3 separate regions of the Homo sapiens genome follow, and regions 1 and 3 are each linked to region 2. A link is a contact called in ENCODE Hi-C or POLR2A ChIA-PET data. All regions are on one chromosome and are shown on one strand. The core of a region is the stretch at or near the end of the contact, and the rest is flanking DNA. Distances in the headings are between cores, read along the strand shown.

The links. A loop is a pair of places that touch in the nucleus more often than their neighbours do. ChIA-PET counts read pairs that join two places held with the same protein, here RNA polymerase II (POLR2A). Pooled maps may share reads with other maps.
Region 1: a map with no recorded cell type shows a loop between it and region 2 (4-fold over the local background). The contact joins two enhancer-like sites. A Hi-C loop is called at or near these places in 1 of 168 maps with a recorded cell type or tissue (OCI-LY7), 12 of 37 single-sample maps with no recorded cell type and 6 of 50 pooled maps. POLR2A ChIA-PET finds 5 or more read pairs at or near these places in 1 of 52 experiments (activated naive CD8-positive, alpha-beta T cell).
Region 3: a loop to region 2 is called in a pooled map, with 8 times the contacts of the local background. The contact joins two enhancer-like sites. A Hi-C loop is called at or near these places in 3 of 37 single-sample maps with no recorded cell type and 4 of 50 pooled maps.

The regions. Positions count from the first base shown.
Region 1 is chr3:20,052,982-20,056,790 of GRCh38, forward strand. The region is part of intron 1 of KAT2B (lysine acetyltransferase 2B); the gene reads left to right. Among named protein-coding and RNA genes, the nearest start is that of KAT2B, 14 kb to the left of the region's middle. RefSeq lists an enhancer at 1,977-2,216. Within about 2 kb of position 1,795, at least 18 of the 41 ENCODE cell types and tissues checked have a DNase peak (open chromatin) inside an H3K27ac peak, as active enhancers do; they include OCI-LY7, where a contact is called at or near this core.
Region 2 is chr3:19,537,498-19,541,209 of GRCh38, forward strand. No RefSeq gene overlaps it. Among named protein-coding and RNA genes, the nearest start is that of MIR4791, 220 kb to the left of the region's middle. RefSeq lists an enhancer at 3,207-3,316. Within about 2 kb of position 2,439, at least 3 of the 41 ENCODE cell types and tissues checked have a DNase peak (open chromatin) inside an H3K27ac peak, as active enhancers do; they include OCI-LY7, where a contact is called at or near this core.
Region 3 is chr3:20,125,646-20,129,787 of GRCh38, forward strand. KAT2B (lysine acetyltransferase 2B) reads left to right here. Exons shown (of 18, transcript NM_003884.5): 10 at 260-468; 11 at 1,778-1,904. Among named protein-coding and RNA genes, the nearest start is that of MIR3135A, 9.8 kb to the right of the region's middle. RefSeq lists an enhancer at 376-455. Within about 2 kb of position 1,251, at least 5 of the 41 ENCODE cell types and tissues checked have a DNase peak (open chromatin) inside an H3K27ac peak, as active enhancers do.

The DNA of each region.
Region 1 (3,809 bases), core at 545-3,044, 510 kb after region 2:
AAGAAAGATGAGGAAACTAAGGTGCAGGGAGGTTTAGTAGCTAGCTTTGTGGTCTGCAGCAGGGCAGCCTCCAGCTGGAGCTGGAACAACACTTACTCATAGTTAAGTGTGTTTCCCCTTGGTTCATGGCAGACTTGATGACAAGCAACAGTTATCTTATGGCCTGAACGTCTCCTACAAATCAAGCAAAGAGGAATCACCTATATTTTAATCCTCTCCAACCACTGTTTCCTCTTCTGCAAGTTACAATTAAATTCTTAAGGCCAGGAATGTGGCTCACGCCTGTAATCCCAGGTGTGGGATCCTACTTTTGGGTGGCCAAGGTGGGCAGATTGCTTGAGCTCAAGGGTTTGAGACCAGCCTGGGCAACATAATGAGACCCCATCTCTATAAAAATACAAAAATTAGCTGGGCATGGTGGCACATGTCTGTAGTCCTAGCTACTCAGGAGGCTGAAGCAGGAGGATCACTTGAGTCCAGGAGGTCGAGGCTGTGGTGAGCCGTGAGTGTGCTGCTGCACTGTAGTTTGGGTGACAGAGTGAGACCCTGTCTCAAAAAACAAGACAAAACAAAAAAACTCAGGAAGGTATATGAGTGTTATGAGATCAGTGAGTTAAAAGCTACAAAGTGAGACAAAGTTTTAGCATATATTCTAGAAGTCTGTATTATATTAGTAAACTTAAAAATCAATTGTATATGAAGGCATTCTTTAAACTACTATTTATATTTTTTGTTACTTTGTGGCCCACTTTAAAGTCTACAATAGACTTTCTTTAATTGTTCCTTTACCATTTAGGCTTATTTTTTATTTATTTTTATTTTATTTTATTTTTTTGAGATGGAGTCTCACTCTGTAGCCCAGGCTGGAGTGCAGTGGCATGATCTCAGCTCACCGCGACTTCCATCTCCAGGTTCAAGTGATTCTCCTGCCTCAGTCTCCCAAGTAGCTGAGATTACAGGCATGTACCACCACACCGAGCTAATTTTTGTATTTTTAGTAGAGATGGGGTCTCGCCATGTTGGCAAGGCTGGTCTCAAACTCCTGACCTCAAGTGATCCATCCTCCTCGGCCTCCCAAAGTGCTGGGATTACAGGCATGAGCCATTGTGTCCGGCTTTAGACTTATTTTTTTTTGTTTTTGTTTTTTGTTTTTTTGTTTTTTTTTTGAGACGGTGTCTCGCTCTGTCACCTAGGCTGCAGTGCAGTGGCGCGATCTTGGCTCACTGCAATCTCCGCCTCCTGGGTTCAAGCAATTCTCTGCCTCAGCCTCCTGAGTAGCTGGGATTACAGGGGTCTGCCACCATACGCAGCTAATTTTTGTATCTTTAGTAGAGACGGGGTTTTACCATCTTGGCCAGGCTGGTCTTGAATTCCTGACCTCGTGATCCACCCTCATCGGCCTTCCAAAGTGCTGGGATTGATTACAGATGTGAAGGAGATGGATGCATTTATTTTGGAAAAAAGTGTGAATAATGTCTCTAATGGTCCACTTGGAACAATACATCACCTAATATCAGGAGGAGGTTTAGGGTAATCTTGTCAGTAACCTCAGGGCAAGTTGTATGGGGTTGCTTCCATTAAATTCCATGCCATCCTAATCAGTCCCCATGCGTTGTGTACTCTTGGCTTGTGCAGCTTTTTGCGAGGTTTGTGTGGTATGCAGGAGGTTCCAGAAGTACAAGGATGAGACCTGAGTAATATCATAGTGATTGATGGTGGCAGTGCCAATTTGCATCAGCTCTGACAAGCTGGTGTTGAAACTAGATGGCAGAATGCCAAAGATGCCAAGGTCAGCATACTTTGAAATAATGAAGTGAGTCATGTAACCCAGGATTGGCACATACTCACAGGACTACCTGACTCATCCCACCTCGAAAGGAACACATCTGTGAGCACCGGTTAGGGGCCTGTGGCCACTTCTCTGCTACATGTGCAAAAGGAAGCAAAAGCCACAAGGAGCCCTTTTCTTGTTGAGGAGACAGATATTAAGTGAAAGAAAAATTAAAATGAATAATCAAGCATGAAGTCAATGCAGAGAGAAACCATTGTGAGCCAGGGGGAGGTGAAAGGGTGGGAGAGAGACCCAGCCCAGATAGAGGGAACAGAGTAAAACCAAGCAGAGAAGCAAAACTGTTGTGAGCCAGACGTGAGAGTAGTTTAGAACATGGACCTGGGCACCAGACTGCCTGGGTTTGAACCCTGATGTGTGACTATGGGGAGGTTACTTATGCTTTACAAGCCTCAGATTTCGCAGCTGTAATGTGGAGACAGTGATATATGTCAACTTTTTCCGTTTACTCAACAAATTGTTATTTAATGTGCCAGGTGTTGATTTAGATGCTGGTGATACAGTGACAGATGGGTCCTTATTCTTGCAGAGCTTGCTTTCTGGTAGCAGAAGCAGACAATAAGCCAGAAAATAACAGAAAGTGGTAAGTGCCTCGCAGAGAATGAAAACAGAGAATTAAATGAGAATGCCTGGGGAATTCCTCTAGATACATGCCCAGGAAATCCTTCTGCAGAAGGGACACGGACCGAGGCCTGCATGATAAGAAGTGAGGAAGAGGGTGCCGTGCAAAGACTCTGGGGCCAGAAGTGGCTTGTCGTGTGTGAGGCCTGTCAGGAGACCTGTGTGGCTAGATGGAGGTGGGTGGGGTGGGGGGTATGAGTGTAGGAGATTAGGTGGAAGGGATAAATGGGGGCCAGATTGCCAACATATAATTTTTACACAGTGATGTCAAGATCTTTAGTTCTGATACGTTTCAACAAATACGTATCAAGACAGAACTTTTCCATCCCCCTAGAAAATTTCTGCCTGCTCCTTGCCATTCAAGTCTCTCTCCCTTGGAAGCAAGCACTGATCTGATTTGTGTCACTTTAAGTTAATTTAGCTATTTTTCATATAAATGTTACCACATAGTACATACTGTTCTTTCACTCAGTATATTTTTGAGATTAATCCGTGGTGTTGGATGCATTGGTAGTTAATTTCTATTTATTGCTGAGGAGTATTCTGCTGTATGGACGTACTAGTTTGTTTATCTGTTGACTTGTTATGGACATCTGGGCTGTTTCCAGTGAATTCAAATTAGATTTCCGGTTTGAAGTGACCCCTCTGGCTGCTCTGAGAAGAATAAAGTATATGAGAGAAACAGTAGATAAAGAGGGCCAGTTGGAAGTTATTATAGTCTAGGTATGAGTAGATGGTGTCTTGGGCTAGGGTAGCAGGAATGGAGGGGTGAGAATTAGTTTGGGCTATATTGTAAGGGTAGAGGCAACAGGACTTAATTTGTTACAAGGGAGGTGGTGATGAAAAGACAGAAATGAAGGATAATGTCCAGGTTTTTGGCCTGAGCAACTGAATGGATGGTAGTTCCATTTACCAAGATAGAGAATACCATAGGAGAAGCAGGTTTGGGTAAGAATAAAGAGTTCTTTGTTGGAGGTGATACATTAGATATGTCTGTTAATAGACAAATGCTATTTTGAGGATAAAATGAAATAATGTATTTAGTAACTTGGTATAGAATCTGGGACATTCTGAATGCCTCATAGATGTCAGTTACTGTTACAATTAAAACAATGCTAAATAATAATTATTGTTTTTAATAAAGAGGCTAACCAACTTGGAGGAAAAGAGAAATATGGTCAAAGAGAAACTGGGACATAGGGTCTGCTAGGTTAGGAAGAAATGAGTTGATAGAAGGTCTTGAATTTCAGGTAGAAAATTTTGGACTGAATCCATTTGATAATAGTGTCCTTGCCTTTTAAGAAGGAGGAGGCACAAGGTATTTTAGAATGCCACAGAG
Region 2 (3,712 bases), core at 1,189-3,688:
AGTGTCCTCTCAGAGGCTGTGTGAGTATTTGACAGGAATAGTTTTTCCAGAAGGGCTGTGCATTGGATCTGAAGTTAGCAGAATGCCTACATCACAACCACATGGGGTATATATTTGAAACGCAGATAATCTAGCTTCAAGCCAGCTGCTTTGAATGGGACCTGAAAATCTACCATTTGGTAAACTTCCTGGGTGACTCAAATACACTAAAGGCTGAGAAGTATTGGTCTAGAATCTATAGAAGTACAAGTCTGAGTCCTAGCTAATCTGTATGTAAGTAGACAACCACTGAAATTCTATTAAGGACAGCCCAGAGTCTGTAATTGTATAATAAAGAAGGCTGATTAACTCCTAAATCAGTAGTCCTCCAACTTTAGTTCAAATAATGTACTTCTGGGAGATCTTATTAAAAGAGAGATTTCAGGGCTCCAGCTCCTTAGACATGAGCTAGGTCCCCAAGTGATTCTAATATGTATGTTCCAAGAAATAAACTCTGAAAACATTGTCCTAAGAAGTACAACCTTTCGTTTTATAATGAGCTGGTTCTGTGGGAAGATGGACCAACTAGAATCAAACCAATTAAAACTGACAAGTTTCTTTCTGTACAGTTCCAAATACATCAATGACCTTTTTTTATCAAAGTAACTGATATCTTTTCTCCAAGAGAGCTTTGAACACCCATCAATTACTTCAATGAAAAATGATTGTCTACTATGTGTCTTACACCACTTATACCTCTTGATTTGTTATAGATCTTTGTTTTCTTGTTTCATTTAGATTTTCTAGAAGAAAAAAGAAAAGTGAAAATACCTTCTGAAGTTTCAAAAATTGGTCAGTTATCTGATAGGAATCATATTTGTATGTGAGGCAAGATAACTATTTGGTCAGCAGATGACAGTTGCTGTGGATGTCCCCTATGTGAAATGGAATTGCTAATGTTAAGATTGTGATTTTATTCATAACAATGAAAACAGCCTGCACCAAATAGTTCTTGCTAAAGCTACTTATTCTCATGGCATATATAGCTCATTTTCTAAGGTCATCTTTTTAAGACATTGCTTTTATGTCTTCTTTTTTAAGTATATAGTACTTCAAATGTAGTCTTCTCTTAGATACCATCATCACCGAAAATAGAGCTTGGGTACAAGTGCAGGCATAGGCTCTATTAAGGGCTCTTCCAAAAGGCTTTCCTTTGCCTATTTATTTCACTTTATAGAAAGGCAAATGGTCCAAATAAATATTAAGCTGAGAAAGGAGCAGAAGTTTTGGAAGAACACAAAGGAGTGTTTGCCTCCAACCATTTTTTTCTTGCTCTGTGATATGGACAAGTTATTTAAGACATCTGAGCCTCAATTCCTTCATCTAAAACTTGAAGAATAAAATATATCCAATTTTCAGAGTCTTCGTGAGAATTAATGAAGTAATTTTTGTGAAGGCACACTACCCGACGTACAATAAACGCTAAACAAATGTCAGTTTATCTTCCTGACCTTTCATCCCCTGGTTCCTTTCCTATTTCCCCCTCCTCCCCTCATCTCCTTCTTACCTCTCCTTCCTGATTTTTTCACCTTTCCTTGCCCCCCCTCTCCTCTTCCCCAACTTCTTCCTGGCTCTCCCTTTATCTCCAGCCTCCTCCCACTTACATCCTCTCCATTCTCTCTTTCCCGCTCCCTCCTCTCCCCTTGGCCCTTCCTCATGCTTCCTCCTTTTCCCTCTCACTCAGTGTTCCAGGCCACCTTCTGGAAAATGAGTCCTCTCTTTGACATTTTCTCTGCTTAGGTCACAAAGTAGCTTTCATAATATGTCCCCTACAGTCTATTCATCACAGTGTTAACAATCAAGTCAACATTTACCTTTTTAAAAAAAGTTGTTGAAGAGCCACCAGGGCAGAAAAACATGCTGTTTCTGCCCCCAGCCACCTTATCCCCAACCCGTGTGGCTTCTAATATGTCTATCTGAATTTCAGTGAAGTTTTATTTTGAACTCTTTAATTACAGAAAGATACAGGAAGTTTATTCACTAACACAAATATATTCTACAAACACATACCATTTTTCCCCATAAAGTTTTTCTATAGAGATTTGCTGTTGCTTTAGAAATCACACACATATATGTCACAACCACCATCCCTGGCCACAGAAGACCTGAGCACTATCAGCCAGAAGCCTCAGAGCTTTCTCTGTGGCAAATGTTGTTGCCCTCTTACCCACAGTTCCTCTGGCTAGAAGCAGAGCTTATGAAATGTCTGCCACTTCACACAGATGCCTTCAAAGCTTCCCTTAGTAGCCCACCGTGTGAGTAGGTCTCATCAGAGGGAATAAGCTAAATGTTACTCCCTGCAGCTTGTGTCCTGAAAGAACCTATTCCTTGAGTTGTGTCATTCACCAAGCCCTGAATAAACAGTATAAAAGACATGAGGACAGCACAGTGAGGCAGAGATAGACCAGCACTTACATACCTGTCATTGCAGGTAATTAAATAAGCTGTTCATTCCAGAAAAAAAACAGCTGGTGGGAAAATGTGTCCAAAGGGCAAAACTATGCCTTCTTAAGCTATTTCCTTTTAACTTGGGTTTTTCCTTTATGGAGATAAGAAGCTGGAAATGGGATGGAATTTGACGCTGAAGCTAAGCTTCTGGGTTTTTTTTCACAGTTGGCTTGATAAAAATAGAACATACATATGTGATATATTTGAGTACAACAAAGAATAAAATAAGAGGAAGTGAGACTTAAAAGTGTGTCTGTGCTTTTTATTTTTGTAAAGAACTAATATACTAAGTTGAAGGGACCACTTTCATTTAAGAATTTCCTCCAGGGTAAAGAGTACCCTTTTGCTTTGGCACTTTTACTTGCCATGGTAATTTTTTTTAACCAGTGCTGACTCTGAACTTTATGCTACTCCTGTAGCTTTATTCTTCACTATGGTTTATTTGTCCTGAGAGAGAATTATTTCTGAACTCTGCATGGGGGTCAGTATTAAATGCTAATAAGGAAGGGGCTCAAACTCAGCCACATCTTTTGGGGAACACAGAGCCCTCTGGGTAGCTGCAGCCACATGGCCAACACTCAGCATCTTTGGGGCCCCTTGCTATGATTGGCAGTGATGTCCAGAAGCCCTCAGATGGAAACACAGATTTCCGAAAGTTGCCATGATAACTTATTGACCAAAATGAGTCATAAGAGTTCCTCCTGCTATAATCAGACAACCTGTGGAACCAAATCTAATTGTCAACTCTGGCTTCCAGTACCCCAAAGGTATTTGAGCCCTGGGCCTAGATCACTTAGCATATCTCTTGTTAACTTACACAAAAACCACGTCTACAGAAAAGGGGTAAAGAAGACAACATTTCTCACACTTGGTTCGCAGGGTGTGGTTTGCGGGACAACAGCAGCAGCTTCATCTGGAAGCTTGTTAAAAATGCAAAATCCTGGACCCCCATCTCAGAGCAGTGAATCAGAATCTACATTTTGACAAGATTCTCAGGTAATTTGTGCACATGTTAAAGGCTTAGAAATACCTGAACAAGGCCGGGTGCGGTGGCTCACACCTGTAATCCCAGCACTTTGGGAGGCTGAGGTGGGTGTATCACGAGGTCAAGAGATGGAGACCATCCTGGCTAACATGCTGAAACCCCGTCTCTACTAAAAATACAAAAATTAACCACGCATGGTGGCGGGCGCCTGTAGTCCCAGCTACTTGGGAGGCTGAGTCA
Region 3 (4,142 bases), core at 1-2,500, 590 kb after region 2:
ATCTACACTGAATATCATCCGTGTACACATATAATACTCCAATTTCTCAAAATGCTTTACCTGCCTTTTCTGTCTTGTCTTCATAACTTGTATGTGTATGTGTCTCTGTGTGTATGTGTGCACACATGTGTATTTAGGACTCTGAAAATCCACAAATGTGTATCTTATTAGAACAAAGATGAGAAGCTTGGATGTGTCCCATCCCCACTGTCTTGAGAGAATAGCTCTGTGTAATTTTTTCCTGTCTCTTGCATCTCAGACCAATTTTCTGTCAGCACACTCGGCCAGGGATGAGGCGGCAAGGTTGGAAGAGCGCAGGGGTGTAATTGAATTTCACGTGGTTGGCAATTCCCTCAACCAGAAACCAAACAAGAAGATCCTGATGTGGCTGGTTGGCCTACAGAACGTTTTCTCCCACCAGCTGCCCCGAATGCCAAAAGAATACATCACACGGCTCGTCTTTGACCCGTAAGTGGTACTTTCTGTTCCTTCTTCCTTATTTCCTTTTTAAATGAAAGAGGAACTGCTTAGATAGTGAAAGTCAGCCATAGTCATCCACCGAATACTACTGCACCTGTCTTGCTGTGGATACAGAGCTTCACCAAGCTGATTTTCATGTCTGAAAGTGCTAAGAGTAATTTTCAACAATTTACAAATTTTCTTGTTAATGATGATGAAACTTTATATTTTACATTGCTGATGACTCTCCTGTGCTTCATTCTTTATAGCAGTGAGAGAATGTAACACTAAGATGTTCTGCTTTCTTCATAATCAAAATATTGGTTTTGGTATCTTAACTAGGTGCCATTATTGCCCAGGTCTGTGGGCAATTATTGGGATATAAGACAGGTTAACTTTGAAAATCCATTGCTTAAAAAAAAAAAACAAAAAACTAGGCCGGGCATGGTGGCTCATGCCTGTAATCCCAGCATTTTGGGAGGCTGAGGTGGGAGGATCACCTGAGGTTGAGAGTTTGTGACCAGCCTGACCAACATGGAGAAACCCCGTCTCTACTAAAAATACAAAATTAGCCAGGCCTGGTGACACATGCCTGTAATCACGGCTACTTGGGAGGCTGAGGCAGGAGAATTGCTTGAACCCAGGAGGCGGAGGTTGTGGTGAGCCGAGACCGTGCCATTGCACTCCAGCCTGGGCAACAGAGCGAAACTCCATTTCAAAAAAAAAAAAAAAAAAACCCACGAAACCCTAAAGAACTAAACTTCTCTAATTGAATTTATTTTAACATACATAGCCCAGTAGCCTATGGGGACTGTGATCCATGCCTGTGACAATTCAGAGTGATGCTTTAGACAGAGGGAAGGATTCCATAATGCGGAATTTTGCAAATTGTATATGTAAATTTTAAATTCTTTTTCATAATGTTTCTGTAATATTTTGGAGTAAGACTTAACTCTTCAGAGACACATACCATGTTTGTCCATGACTTCCTGCTCTCCCTGACCCCTCCTTGGCACTGGCTGTGCCAGTTCCAGAGCACCTCTGCACATACTCTGTTCTCTATTTGTAAACCTCAGGCACTTCTTAGGTGACTGGTATTTTGTTCTGATGGGAGTGCTGATGACATCTTGTGCAGGCGACCTAGCTCTAAAAAGTTCAGATAAAAGGATGGTCTAGCGAGATAGGGGCTACATGAAGGAAGTTTCTATAGAAACTTAGGACATGTCCCTCTTTCTTAGTTGGTTAATAAGGAACACCCCAAAAAGTATATTTATATAACTAGGATAGGTAAAACTTTGACATAATCTTATTCTTTCAGGAAACACAAAACCCTTGCTTTAATTAAAGATGGCCGTGTTATTGGTGGTATCTGTTTCCGTATGTTCCCATCTCAAGGATTCACAGAGATTGTCTTCTGTGCTGTAACCTCAAATGAGCAAGTCAAGGTAAGGGTAAACCCAAGGTCTTAGAAGAAGAGCAGAATGTGGGGCTTCTCACTAAGGCCTGCAGAGCTTGGGAAGATCTCTCTGTGCCATGTCCAGAGAAGGTTCAAAGTGGAGTTAAGGACTTTCTGGGAATAGTCCTCTCACTCCAATGGTCTCCAACCTTTTTGGCACCAGGGACTGGTTTCACGGAAGACAATTTTTCCACGGGTCAGATTAGGGCTATGATTTTGGGATGAAACTGTTCCAGCTCAGATCATCAGGCATTAGTTAGATTCTCATAAGGAGCATGCAACCTAGATCCCTTGCACGCATAGTTCACAATGGGGTTTGCACTCCTATGAGAGTCTAGTGCCACCACTGATCTGACAGGAGGCAGAGCTCAGGCGGTAATGCTCACTTGCCTGCCACTCACCTCGTGCTGTGCAGCCCGGTCCCTAACAGGCCACGGACTGGTAATGGTCTAGGGGTTGGGGACCTCTGTCTCACTGTGAGTGTATGTGTATGTGTGTGAGGAGAGTAAGTGGTTTCACCTACCAACAAGTAGGGTTGTACCAAGGCTTTGTTGGACTTTGGGGCGAGGTACCAGGATACTGTACAAGTTCAATATGTAACTCAAGTGTAGTCGATAGCAAATGAAGGGATATTTGAAAAATAGATCTCAGTGTTCATTGTTAATTTACACATACACGCAAACATGTAATCACAATTAGTGACACTGAACTACTGGAAAGGATATGGTTAATGTGGATTAGAAAGATGATTTAGGCAGCTTACACTTCAGAAAGATTTCTTATGACCTTGTCCCTAAGGGAAAACAAGGACTAAGGAAATTCTTTAAGGGAAGTCATGAAATTCTATAAGGGAAGTCATGTAAATTTATGAATAAATTTCAGAAGTTATTCCTGTAGGGTTTGGCATGTGTTGGAGTGTCTTTTTGTTTTGTTTTGTTTTTTTTTGTTGCTAATTTATCTTCCCAGTTGTCTTTGGCTTAGGTCCCTTCCTTTCCAGGAACTGTGTCCATGTTTTATTGGTATTGCAGTTGGTGTCGCAGTCTGGCGAGAATAAACCAGACTCTGAATTGACAGAAAGAGCTCTCATCTATACCTTGTCCTGTTCTACTTTCTTGCTTTTAAGAAAAGGGAACCAGAAAACATGTCCTTAGAATGTTATTCATTTAGGGCTGGGCAGTGGCTCACACCTGTAATCCTAGCACTTTGGGAGGCCAAGGTGGGTGGATCTCCTGAGATCAGGAGTTTGAGACCAGCCTGACCAATGTGGTAAAACCCTGTCTCTACTAAAAATACAAAATTAGCTTGGTGTGGTGGCACATGCCCGTAGTCCCAGCTGCTTGGGAGGCTGAGGCAGGAAAATTGCTTGAACCCGGGAGGCGGAGGTTGCAGTGAGCCAAGATCACAGCACTGCACTCCAGCCTGGGCAATGAGAGCGAAACTCCATCTCAAAAAAAAAAAAAAAAAAAAAAGAATGTTATTCATTTAGGATTTTCATGGGTGGACTAAAGATTAGCAGCTCCGGATGATTAAGATGGCTGCTGAGAAAAATTATTGGAAGGTCTAAAGCAATGTGTCCAATAGAAATATAAAGCAGCCTGCAAATATGAGGTTATAAAAGCACACATATTATGTGCTTTTAAATTTTCTAGTAGTTATATGTATATATTTTTAAAAAAGCAAGTGGAATCCAGTGAGATTAATTTTGGAAATTTATTTTACCCATATATCCAAAGTATTAATATAACTGCAACAGGCATTCAATGTCACGAAGAATTATGGAGACCTTTTACATTACATTCTTTGTTCTGTACTGTCTTTTTTTTTTTTTTTTTGAGACAGGTTCACACTCTGTTGCCCAGGCTGGAGTGCAGTGGTGTGATCTTGGCTCACTGCAACCACCGCCTCATGGGTTCAAGTGATTCTCCCACCTCAGCCTCATGCGTAGCTGGGAACTATAGGCACATGCCACCATGCCCGGCCAATTTTTGTATTTTTAGTAGAGATGAGGTTTCGCCATGTTGGCCAGGCTGGTCCTGAACTCCTGACCTCAGGTGATCTGCCCTCCCTGGTCTCCCCAAGTGCTGAGATTACAAACATGAGCAACCACACCCAGCCTTATACTAACTCTTTGAAACCAAGCATGTATTTTACATTTATAACACATCTCAATTTAGACAAGCTGCCTTTCAAGTGCTTGATAGGCACGTGTGGCCAGTGGCTCCTGTAT